2 separate regions of the Homo sapiens genome follow, and region 2 is linked to region 1. A link is an interaction called in ENCODE POLR2A ChIA-PET data of the cell type or tissue named here. Cell type or tissue: Caco-2. All regions are shown on one strand.

The links. Peaks named below come from ENCODE experiments on the same cell type or tissue, not always from the same donor. Only the 100,000 strongest peaks of a DNase experiment are listed, where the experiment ranks them.
Region 2: POLR2A ChIA-PET joins it to region 1 with 6 read pairs; 2 of 35 experiments call an interaction of 5 or more read pairs at or near these places.

Annotation. Positions count from the first base shown.
Region 1 is chr14:34,610,469-34,615,468 of GRCh38, forward strand. All of the region lies in intron 2 of SNX6 (sorting nexin 6), which reads right to left. Among named protein-coding and RNA genes, the nearest start is that of SNX6, 17 kb to the right of the region's middle. In Caco-2, no CTCF peak of the experiment used is centred here; no DNase peak of the experiment used is centred here.
Region 2 is chr14:34,503,655-34,508,654 of GRCh38, forward strand. No RefSeq gene overlaps it. Among named protein-coding and RNA genes, the nearest start is that of EAPP, 34 kb to the right of the region's middle. In Caco-2, no CTCF peak of the experiment used is centred here; DNase peaks (open chromatin) are centred at 2,097 and 2,407.

The DNA of each region.
Region 1 (5,000 bases):
CACAATAATAAGAAGACTATCAAGCAACAATTTTAACTCCTGCCTCTCTATATTCAGGAATATACAATGAAACTATCAAATATAATTAAACATATTAATGTAAAGTGCTAAGAAAAATACTAACATACAGTAAGTACTCAATAAGTAACTCCATAAACTACATTTGAAGAAATAAATATATTTCCTATTTAGTGCTTCTACTTTCTCATCTATAAGAAGACTCTTCTACTTATTAATTTTTAAACTTCATCTGTTTTTCTTACTCTTTAAACAATAAATAACTTGTTTGGGTAATTTTGAGACTTAGGAAAGAGTCAAAACACTCAAAGTCTTAGCCAGCTGCAAAGACATGAAATAGACTGTTTCAAAGACAGTACTCTAGTTGTAAAACCTAGGACTTAGAGAATCTCACCTGGTCATTAGTATCTCAAATTTTAATTATATTGTAAATGAACAAAATGCTGAATGCAAATACAAAATTGTTTACTCAATGATTTCAAATATATATACGTGTGTGTGTGTGTATATATATATATAATTCTATTTTTTGTTTTTGAGACAGGGTCTCAAAACCAGGTTGGAGTGCAGTGCTCTGTTCACTACAACCTCTGCCTCCCAGGTTCAAGTGATTCTCCCACCTCAGCCTCCTGAGTAGCTGGGATTATAGTCGTGCGCCCCCACATCCAGCTATTTTTGTAGTTTTTGGTAGAGAAGGGGTTTTGCCATGTTGGCCAGGCTGGTCTTGAACTCCTGACCTCAAGTGATCCGCCCACCTTGGCATTCGAATTGCTTGAGCTCAGGAATCTGAGACTAGCCTGGCCAACACGGCAAAACCCCATCTCTACAAAAAATACAAAAATTAGCCGGGCACATGTTGTACACCTGTAGTCCCAGCTACTTGGGAGGCTGAGGTGTGGGGAATGGCTTGAGCCCAAGAGGTGGAGGTTGCAGTGAGCTGAAATCATGCCACTTCACTCCAGCCTGGGCAATAGAGCCAAACCCTGTCTCAAAAAGAAAAAAAAAAAGGGGGGGAGGCCGGGTGTGGTGGCTCACACCTATAATCCCAGCACTTTGGCAGGCCGAGGCAGGTGGATCATGAGGTCAAGAGATTGAGACCATACTGGTCAACATGGTGAAACCCCATCTCTACTAAAAATACCAAAATTAGCTGGGCATAGTGGCGCACACCTGTAGTCCCAGCTACTTGGGAGGCGGAGGTTGCGCTGAGCAGAGATTGTGCCACTACACTCCAGCCTGACAAAACAGTAAGACACTGTCTCAAAAAAAAAAAAAAAAAAAGAGAAATCTGTTCCCTTTTTTCTTTTTTGGAGACTGAGTCTCGCTCTGTCACCCAGACTGGAGTGCAGTGGCACAATCTCGGCTCACTGCAAGCTCCGCCTCCCGGGTTCACGCCATTCTCCTGCCTCAGCCTCCCAAGTAGCTGGGACTACAGGCACCCACCACCACGCCTGGCTCATTTTTTGTATTTTTTTAGTAGAGAGGAGTTTCACCGTGTTAGCCAGGATGGTCTCGATCTCCTGACCTCGTGATACGCCCGCCTCGGCCTCCCAAAGTGCTGGGATTACAGGCGTGAGCCACCGTGTCCAGCCTCCTTTTTTTCTTTAATCACATTCAGGCTTTTTGTTTTTTTAAATAGAGACAGGGTCTCGCTATGTCACCCAGGCTGGTCTTGAACTCCCGAGCTCAGGCAATCCTTTCACCTTGGCCTCCCAAAGTGCTGGGATTACAGACGTGAGCCACTGAGCCAGGCCAGGCCACTTTTAAGATGTTTATTGTGGTAGGCTGAACAATGGCTCCCCAGGAGGTATCTACATCCAAATTCCTAGGAGCTGTAAATGTTACCTTATATGTCAATAAATGACTTTGCAGATGTCATTCAATTATGGATTTTGAGATGGGGATTTTGAGATTATCCTGGATTATCCAGGTGGGCCTTAAAGGCAATCACATCATCTTTTTTTGAGATGGAGTCTCACTTTGTCCCCTGAGGTTGGAGTGCAGTGGCCCCATCTTGGCTCACTACAACCTCCGCCTCCCATGTTCAAGTGATTCTCCTGCCTCAACCTCCCGAGTAGCTAGGACTACAGGCATGCACAACCAGGCCCAGCTAATTTTTGTATTTTTAGTAGAGATGGGCTTTTGCCACGTTAGCCAGTCTGGTCTTCAACTCCTGACCTCAGGTGATCCACCTGCCTCAGCCTCCCAAAGTGTTGGGATTATAGGCGTGAGCCACCACGCCGAGCCAGGACATTATCCTTATATATAAAAGGCAGAGGCCAGGCGCCACTGGTGGCTCACGCCTGTAATCCCAGCACTTTGGGAGGCCGAAGTGAGTGGATCACCTGAGGTCAGGAGTTCGAGACCAGCCTGACCAATGTGGAGAAGCCCTGTCTCTACTAAAAACATAAAATTAGCTGGGTGCGGTGGTGCATGCCTATAATCCCAGCTACTTGGGAGGCTGAGGCAGGAGAATGGTGTGAACCTGGGAGGTGGAGCTGGCAGTGAGCCGAGATCACGCCACTGCACTCCAGTGACAGAGTGAGACTCTATCCAAAAAAAAAAAAAAAAAACTGACACAGGAAAAAAACACTCCAATAACTAATGAGAAGGTCATGTGACCATGGAGGCAGATTAGAGTAATGCAGCCACAAACCAAACCAAGGACTGCTGCTGCTGGTAGCCACTGAAAGCTGGAGGAGGCAGGGAATTCTTCCCTAGAGCCTCCGGAGGGAGAGCTGGCCCTGCCAGGTTGACATCCTGACTTCTCTGACTTCAGCTCAGTGATACTGATTTCTGACTTCTGGCCTTCAGAACTGTGAGAGAATAAATTTATGTAGTTTTAAGCCATCAAGTTTGTGGTAACTTGTTACAGCAGCCACAGGAAACTAGTTCATTTATCATACAGGTTTTGGAATAATGACTAGCATTTCTCCACTTCTGAGGTTTTCATTGCTTAGTCTAGCATTTCCAAAACACACCTAATAAGAATCAACCTGGTTGCTTGTTAAAAATACAGAATCTGGCTGGGCATGGTGGTTTACGCCTGTAATCCCAGCACTTTGGGAGGCTGAGGCGGGTGAATCACGAGGTCAGGAGATCGAGATCATCCTGGCTAACACAGTGAAACCCCGTCTCTACTAAAAATACAAAAAAATTAGCCGGGCGTGGTGGCGGGTGACTGAAGTCCCAGCTACTCCGGAGGCTGAGGCAGGAGAATGGCGTGAACCCAGGAGGCAGAGCTTGCAGTGAGCCAAGATAGCGCCACTGCACTCCAGCCTGGGCAAGAGCGAGACTCCATCTCAAAAAAACAAAAACAAAAACAAAAAACAGAATCTGGGGCCGCGTGTGGTGGCTCACGCCTGTAATACCAGCACTCTGGGAGCCCGAGGTGGGTGGATCACGAGGTCAGGAGTTCAAGACCAATGTGGCCAAGATGGTGAAACCCCGTCTCTTACTAAAAATACAAAAATTAGCTGGGCCTGGTGGCAGGTGCCTGTAATCCCAGCTACTCGGGAGGCTGAGGCAGCAAACTGCTTGAACCTGGGAGGCGGAAGTTGCAGTGAGGTGAGATGGTGCCACTGCACTCCAGCCTGGAAGACAGAGCGAGACTCCATCTCAACACAAAAACAAAAACAAAAACAAAAAAACAGAATCTGGCTGGGTGTAGCAGCTCACACCTATAATATTAACACTTTGGGAGGCTGAGGCGATTGGAACACTTGAGCTCAGGAGTTCAAGACCAATCTAGGCAACATGGCAAAACCCCATCTCTAAAAAAAAACCGAAAACAATAACCAAAACAAAAATTAGCCCAGCCTGGTGGGACACACCTGTAGTCCCAGCTAGCTGAGACAGGAGGATTGCTTGAACTCAGGAGGTCGAGGCTGCAGTGAGCCAAGAAACTGCCAATGCACTCCAGCCTGGGTGACAAAGTGAGACCCTGTCTCAAAAAAAAAAAACCAAAAAACTCCAAAACCAGAAACAGAATCCCAGGCCTATCAAAACAGGAACGTCAGGCAAAGGCCCTTAAAATCTGTAACCGAATACACCAGCAGACATTTTCAGGATTTTCCTTGCCTTTATATTCTGTCAAAATTTCCTCTCAGCTGTTAATATGTTGTTCTTAATATTTATATGAAATATTTTGGCCAGCCAAGGTGGCTCACGCGTGGAATCCCTGCACCTTGGGAGGCCAAGGCAGGAGGATCGCTTGAGCCCAGGAGTTTGAGACCAGCCTGGGCAACATAGCAAGACCTGTCTCTACAAAATAAAAAAATTAGCTGGGCATGGTGGCCCACATTTGTAGTCTCTGCTACTCAGGAAGCTGAGGCAGGAAGATCAAGAGTTTGAGGTTGCAGTGAGCTATGATGGCACCACTGCACTCCAGTCTCGTAAGACCCTATTTCAAAAATTTTTCTTCCAGATTTCCTATCTCTATGTACACTTTTGCTTTCAGATTTTTTTTTTTAACTACTGATCTATCAGTTTGGAAGCATACCTTTCAGAGATATCTACATTTGAGAAGATGTTATTTATTCTTCCAATTCAAGATTATTCCAAGTTATTAAAACAGTTCTTTCTCTTCCATTTCCTTATCCTTCTATACTAAATATACTGTTTCCCTTTATTGTTTAGTTTTTTTTTTGATAGCACAACACTTGGTTTCTTAAATGGTAACTTTTATCTATATAAAATATCCCTGTACTATCCACTTAACGGTTTTGGTCTTGAATTCTACTTATTTTGGCATAATTTACATACAATAAAATACAGATTTTCAGTATAAAGAGCTTTAACAAATATATAGGCCACCTACCATACTCACAGGCTTATGTGATCCTCCTGCCTCAGCCTCCTAAGCAATTGGGACCACAGGTGTACACCACCACATCTGGCTAATTATTATTATTTTTTAAGAGATAGGGTCTCCCTATGTTGCTCAGGCTGTTCTCGACCTCCTGGGCTTAAGTGATTCTCCC
Region 2 (5,000 bases), 110 kb before region 1:
AAAAATAAATACATAAACACTAAAAATTCATAATTTGTAAAGAAATGTAAGTGCAGAAGATTGCTCTCAAACTTAAAATAATTAAAACTCTCCTGCATTTAAAATACCATTCTTAATTTACCTGTTTCATACATTTAAAAAAAATCTTTTTGGGTTTTTTTTTTTTGTTTTTTGTTTTTTGTTTTTTTTTGAGGTGGAGTTTTGTTCTTGCTGCCCAGGCTGGAGTGAAATGGCGCGATCTTGGCTCACCGCAACCTTCGCCTCCCGGGCTCAAGTGATTCTCCTGCCTTAGTCTCCCGAGTAGCTGGGATTACAGGCATGAGCCACCATGCCCGGCTAATTTTGTATTTTTAGTAGAGACTGGGTTTCTCCATGTTGGTCAGGTTGGTCTCGAACTCCTGACCTTACATAATCCGCCCGACTCGGCCTCCCAAAGTGTTGAGATTACAGGAGTGAGCCACTGAGCATGGCCGGGTTTTTTTGTTTGTTTTGTTTTGTTTTTCTGTTTTTTGTTTTTTTGAGACGGAGTTTCACTCTGGTTGCCCAGGCTGGAGTGCAATGATGCAATCTTGGCTTACTGCAACCTCCTCTTACCGAGTTCAAGCAATTCTCCTGCCTCAGCCTCCCAAGCAGCTGGGATTACAGGCATACACCAGCACGCCCAGCTAATTTTTTGTATTTAGTAGAGACAGGGGTTTCACCATGTTGGTCAGGCTGGTCTCGAACTCCTGACCTTAAGTGATCCACCCACCTCAGCTTCCCAAAGTGCTGGGATTACAGGTGTGAGCCACCGCACCCGGCCTGTTTCATACATTTGATATTCTGTAGAGATTTCACAAGGCGGCATATGTCTCTGAAACCCCTTCATGATGATTATAAACTGTGGCCTCTTTAAAGACAGAGCTGGCCGGGCGCGGTGGCTCAAGCCTGTAATCCCAGCACTTTGGGAGGCCGAGGTGGACAGATCAGGAGGTCAGGAGATCGAGACCATCCTGGCTAACACGGTGAAACCCTGTCTCTACTAAACATACAAAAAAAAAAATTAGCCGGGCGTGGTGGCGGGCGCCTGTAGTCCCACCTACTCGGGAGGCTGAGGCAGGAGAATGTCGTGAACCCAGGAGACGGAGCTTGCAGTGAGCCGAGATCGCGCCACTGCACTCCAGCCTGGGCCACAGAGCGAGACTCCGTCTCAAAGAAAAAAAAAAAAAAAGACCATCCTGGCTAACACGGTGAAACCCTGTCTCTACTAAAAATACAAAAAATTAGCCGGCCATGCTGGCGGGCGTCTGTAGTCCCAGCTACTCGGGAAGCTGAGGCAGGAGAACAGCGTGAAATCGGGAGGCGGAGCTTGCAATGAGCCGAGACTGCGCCACTGCACTCCAGCCTGGGCGACAAAGCAAGACTCCATCTCAAAAAACAAAAAACAAAAAAGACATAGAGCCAACAGATCTACTGCTTGATACCCTATGTATTAGACTAAAGTAAAATCCTGTCAAGGACTATTTCTGCACCGTGGAACTGAAGAATGACTTTGTTAAATTTCAACCAATTTAAAAAAATAAAACAGGGCTGGGCATGGTGGCTCACACCTGTAATCCTAGCACTTTGGGAGGCTGAGGCAGGTGGATCACCTGAGGTGAGGAGTTCAATACCAGCCTGGCCAGCATGTTGAAACCCCATCTCTACTAAAATACAAAAGTTAGTCGGGGGTGGTGGCATGGTAATCCCAGCTACTTGGGAGGCTGAGGCAAGAGAATTGCTTGAACCCGGGAGGTGGAGGTTGCAGTGATCTTAGATCCCGCCATTGCACTCCAGCCTGGGCGACAAGAGTGAAACTCCGTATCAACAACAACAACAAAAACAACAAAGGTCGGGCACAGTGGCTCACGTCTGTAATCCCAGCACTTTGGAGGCCAAGGTGCGCAGAACACGAGGTCAGGAGTTCAAGAACAGCCTGGCCAACATGGTGAAACCCCGTCTCTACTAAAAATACAAAAATTAGCTGGGTATGGTACACATGCCTGTAATCCCAGCTACTCAAGAGGCTGTGGCAGGAGAATCACTTAACGGGGACCTGGGAGCCAGAGGTTACAGTGAGCTGAGATCACACCACTGCACTCCAGCCTGGGCTACAGAGCGTGACTCTGTCTCAAAACAAAACAAAACAAACAAACAAAAAGATAAACTTCAACCCATTTTTAAATGGTCTTTCTAATTATATGAGTTTCAGATGGACTTTGAACATAGGAGAAATGGAAGAGTCCTCATACAGTGAACAAACATCAGCGTATCACATTCCCAAGGTAGGGGATAAGTTAAACCCTTTTAGATAAGGTTTACAAGAGTCATTACAACTTTCCATTGAGATAAGCTGGAAGGTTATTGTGGTAGCCAGTCACCAAATGGCCCCAGTGATCCTTGCTTCCTGGAATTCACTTACTAGTTTACACACCTTCCCACTTGGAATCATGTGGGAAGGTGTGTAACATGGAATCATGTTGTACTCTATGTCCAACAGAATGAGGCAGAAGTAACAGTGTGTTGTTTCCAAGGCTAGATCATAAAAGATATTGCAGTTTGTACCTTCGTCTTGGTCTTAGATCACTGACTCCAGGGGAAGCCTGCAGTGAGGACACTCAGCAGTCCTATGGGTGGGGAGTCAATCACAGTCCTGAAAGGCACAGTCCTGAATGCCATCATCCTGAATGTTGAAATTCTAAAAGATCAAAATCCTACAAATATAATTCTGGAAAAAATCATTTAAAAGTCTTTAAGGGGGATTTATTGAGAAATATATAAAAACACAACAGAAGGCTTCATAAACCTCTTACACAATAAAACAGACAATAATAACATTCACTTTTTTACAAGTATAAACACTCAGATATGCTAACAACAGCTGTATGGGCATAACAGTTATGAGCAGACAAGCCATATTCATAAAGAAATAGGTCGAAATGGGAAACATATAAACACACATCACTGTAGTTGGTAATTGTGTGCACCCAGCTTTATAACTGCAGGTATCTGAAATACCATGACAAACAAGCTAAGTCTTTGATGAGATCAATCAAAAAACTTGATGGGTCACCATCACATATTCGGTCACCCAAACAGCCAAGATTTGGAGACTTTTTTTTTTTTTTGAGACGGAGTTTCGCTCTTGTCGCCCAGGCTGGAGTGGTGCAATGGTGCTATCTCGGCTCACCACAACCTCTGCCTCCTAGGTTCAAGTAGTTCTCCTGCCTCAGCCTCCTGAGTAGCTGGGATTACAGGCATGCAACACCACGCCTGGCTAATTTTGTATTTTTAGTAGAGACGAGTTTTCTCCATGTTGGTCAGGCTGGTCTCGAACTCCCGACCTCAGGTGATCAGCCCGCCTCGGCCTCCCAAAGTGCTGGGACTACAGGCATGAGCCACCGTGCCTGGTGATCTGGAGAAATGTTATCACAAATGCAGATGTACGAAAAGAACATCTCGCCGGGCGCAGTGGTTCATGCCTGTAATCCCAGCACTTTGGGAGGCCGAGGCGGGAGATTCACCTGAGGTCAGGAGTTCGAGACCAGCCTGGCCAACATGGTAAAACCCCATCTCTACTAAAAATACAAAAATTAGCTGGGCTTGTGGCAGGCACCTGTAAATCCCAGCTACTCAGGAGGCTGAGGCAAGAGAATCGCTTGAACCCAGGAGGCAGAGGTTGCAGTGAGACAAGATCGTGCCATTGCACTCTAGCCTGGGCAACAAGGGTAAAATTCCATCTCAAAAAAAAAAAAAAAAAAAAAAAAAAAAGAACGTCTCTTCTTTTTTCTTTTTCTTTTTTTGTTTTTTTGAGAGAGATCTCGCTCTGTCACAACACAGGCTGAAGTGCAGTGGCACCATCTCGGCTCACAGCAGCCTCCAGCCCAGGCTGGAGTGCAGTGCAGCAGGCTGGTCTCGAACTCCTGACCTCAGGTGATCTGCCTTCCTCGGCCTCCCAAAGTACTAGGATTACAGGCGTTAGCCAGTGCACCTGGCTCTCCCCTCCTTTATTGAGGAAGTTTCAACGTTGTCACATACATGCACACTGCTTACTCACACAAAGTCAACATTGTGGCGGGCTCAGGAGTTCGACACTAGCCTGGCCAACATGGTGAAACTCCATCTCTACTAAAAAAAAAAATACAAAAATTAGCCGGGCATGGTGGCAGGTGCCTGTAATCCCAGCTACTCGGGAGGCTGAGGCATGAGAATCGCTTGAACCCAGCAGGCGGAGATTGCAGTGAGCCGAGATAGTACCACTGCACTCCAGCTTAGGCGACAGAGTGAGACTCTATCCAAAAAAAAAAAAAAAAAAAAAAAAGTCAACATTGTGATAATACACATTCATGCAGTCAAGTTTCTGATGTCCACGGCAACAGAAGAAAAGTCTGTCCCAGCTCTCAGAGAGACCAAATTGTCTTCTGTATTTGTTCTTTCTGGGCCGATCGGATGGTGCCCACCAACACTGAGGGCAGATCTTCCCAACCCAGTGCACTAGGAATCACACAGTAATCTGCTCTGGAAACATCTTTAAGCATCAAACCTTAAAGAAGGTAATACTTGTTAAGATTTCATGTAGGCCGGGCGCGGTGGCTCACGCCTGTAATCCCAGCACTTTGGGAGGCCGAGGCGGGTGGATCATGAGGTCAGGAGATCAAGACCATCCTGGCTAACAAGGTGAAACCCCGTCTCTACTAAAAATACAAAAAATTAGCCGGGCGCGGTGGCGGGCGCCTGTAGTCCCAGCTACTGGGGAGGCTGAGGCAGGAGAATGGCGTGAACCCGGGAAGCGGAGCTTGCAGTGAGCCGAGATTGCGCCACTGCAGTCCGCAGTCCGGCCTGGGCGACAGAGCGAGACTCCGTCTCAAAAAAAAAAAAAAAAAAAAAAAAAAAAAGATTTCATGTAGTACCAAAGAAGAATATCAACAATTATCTGGCTGGGTGCAGTGGCTCACGCCCGTAATCCCAGCACTTTGAGAAGC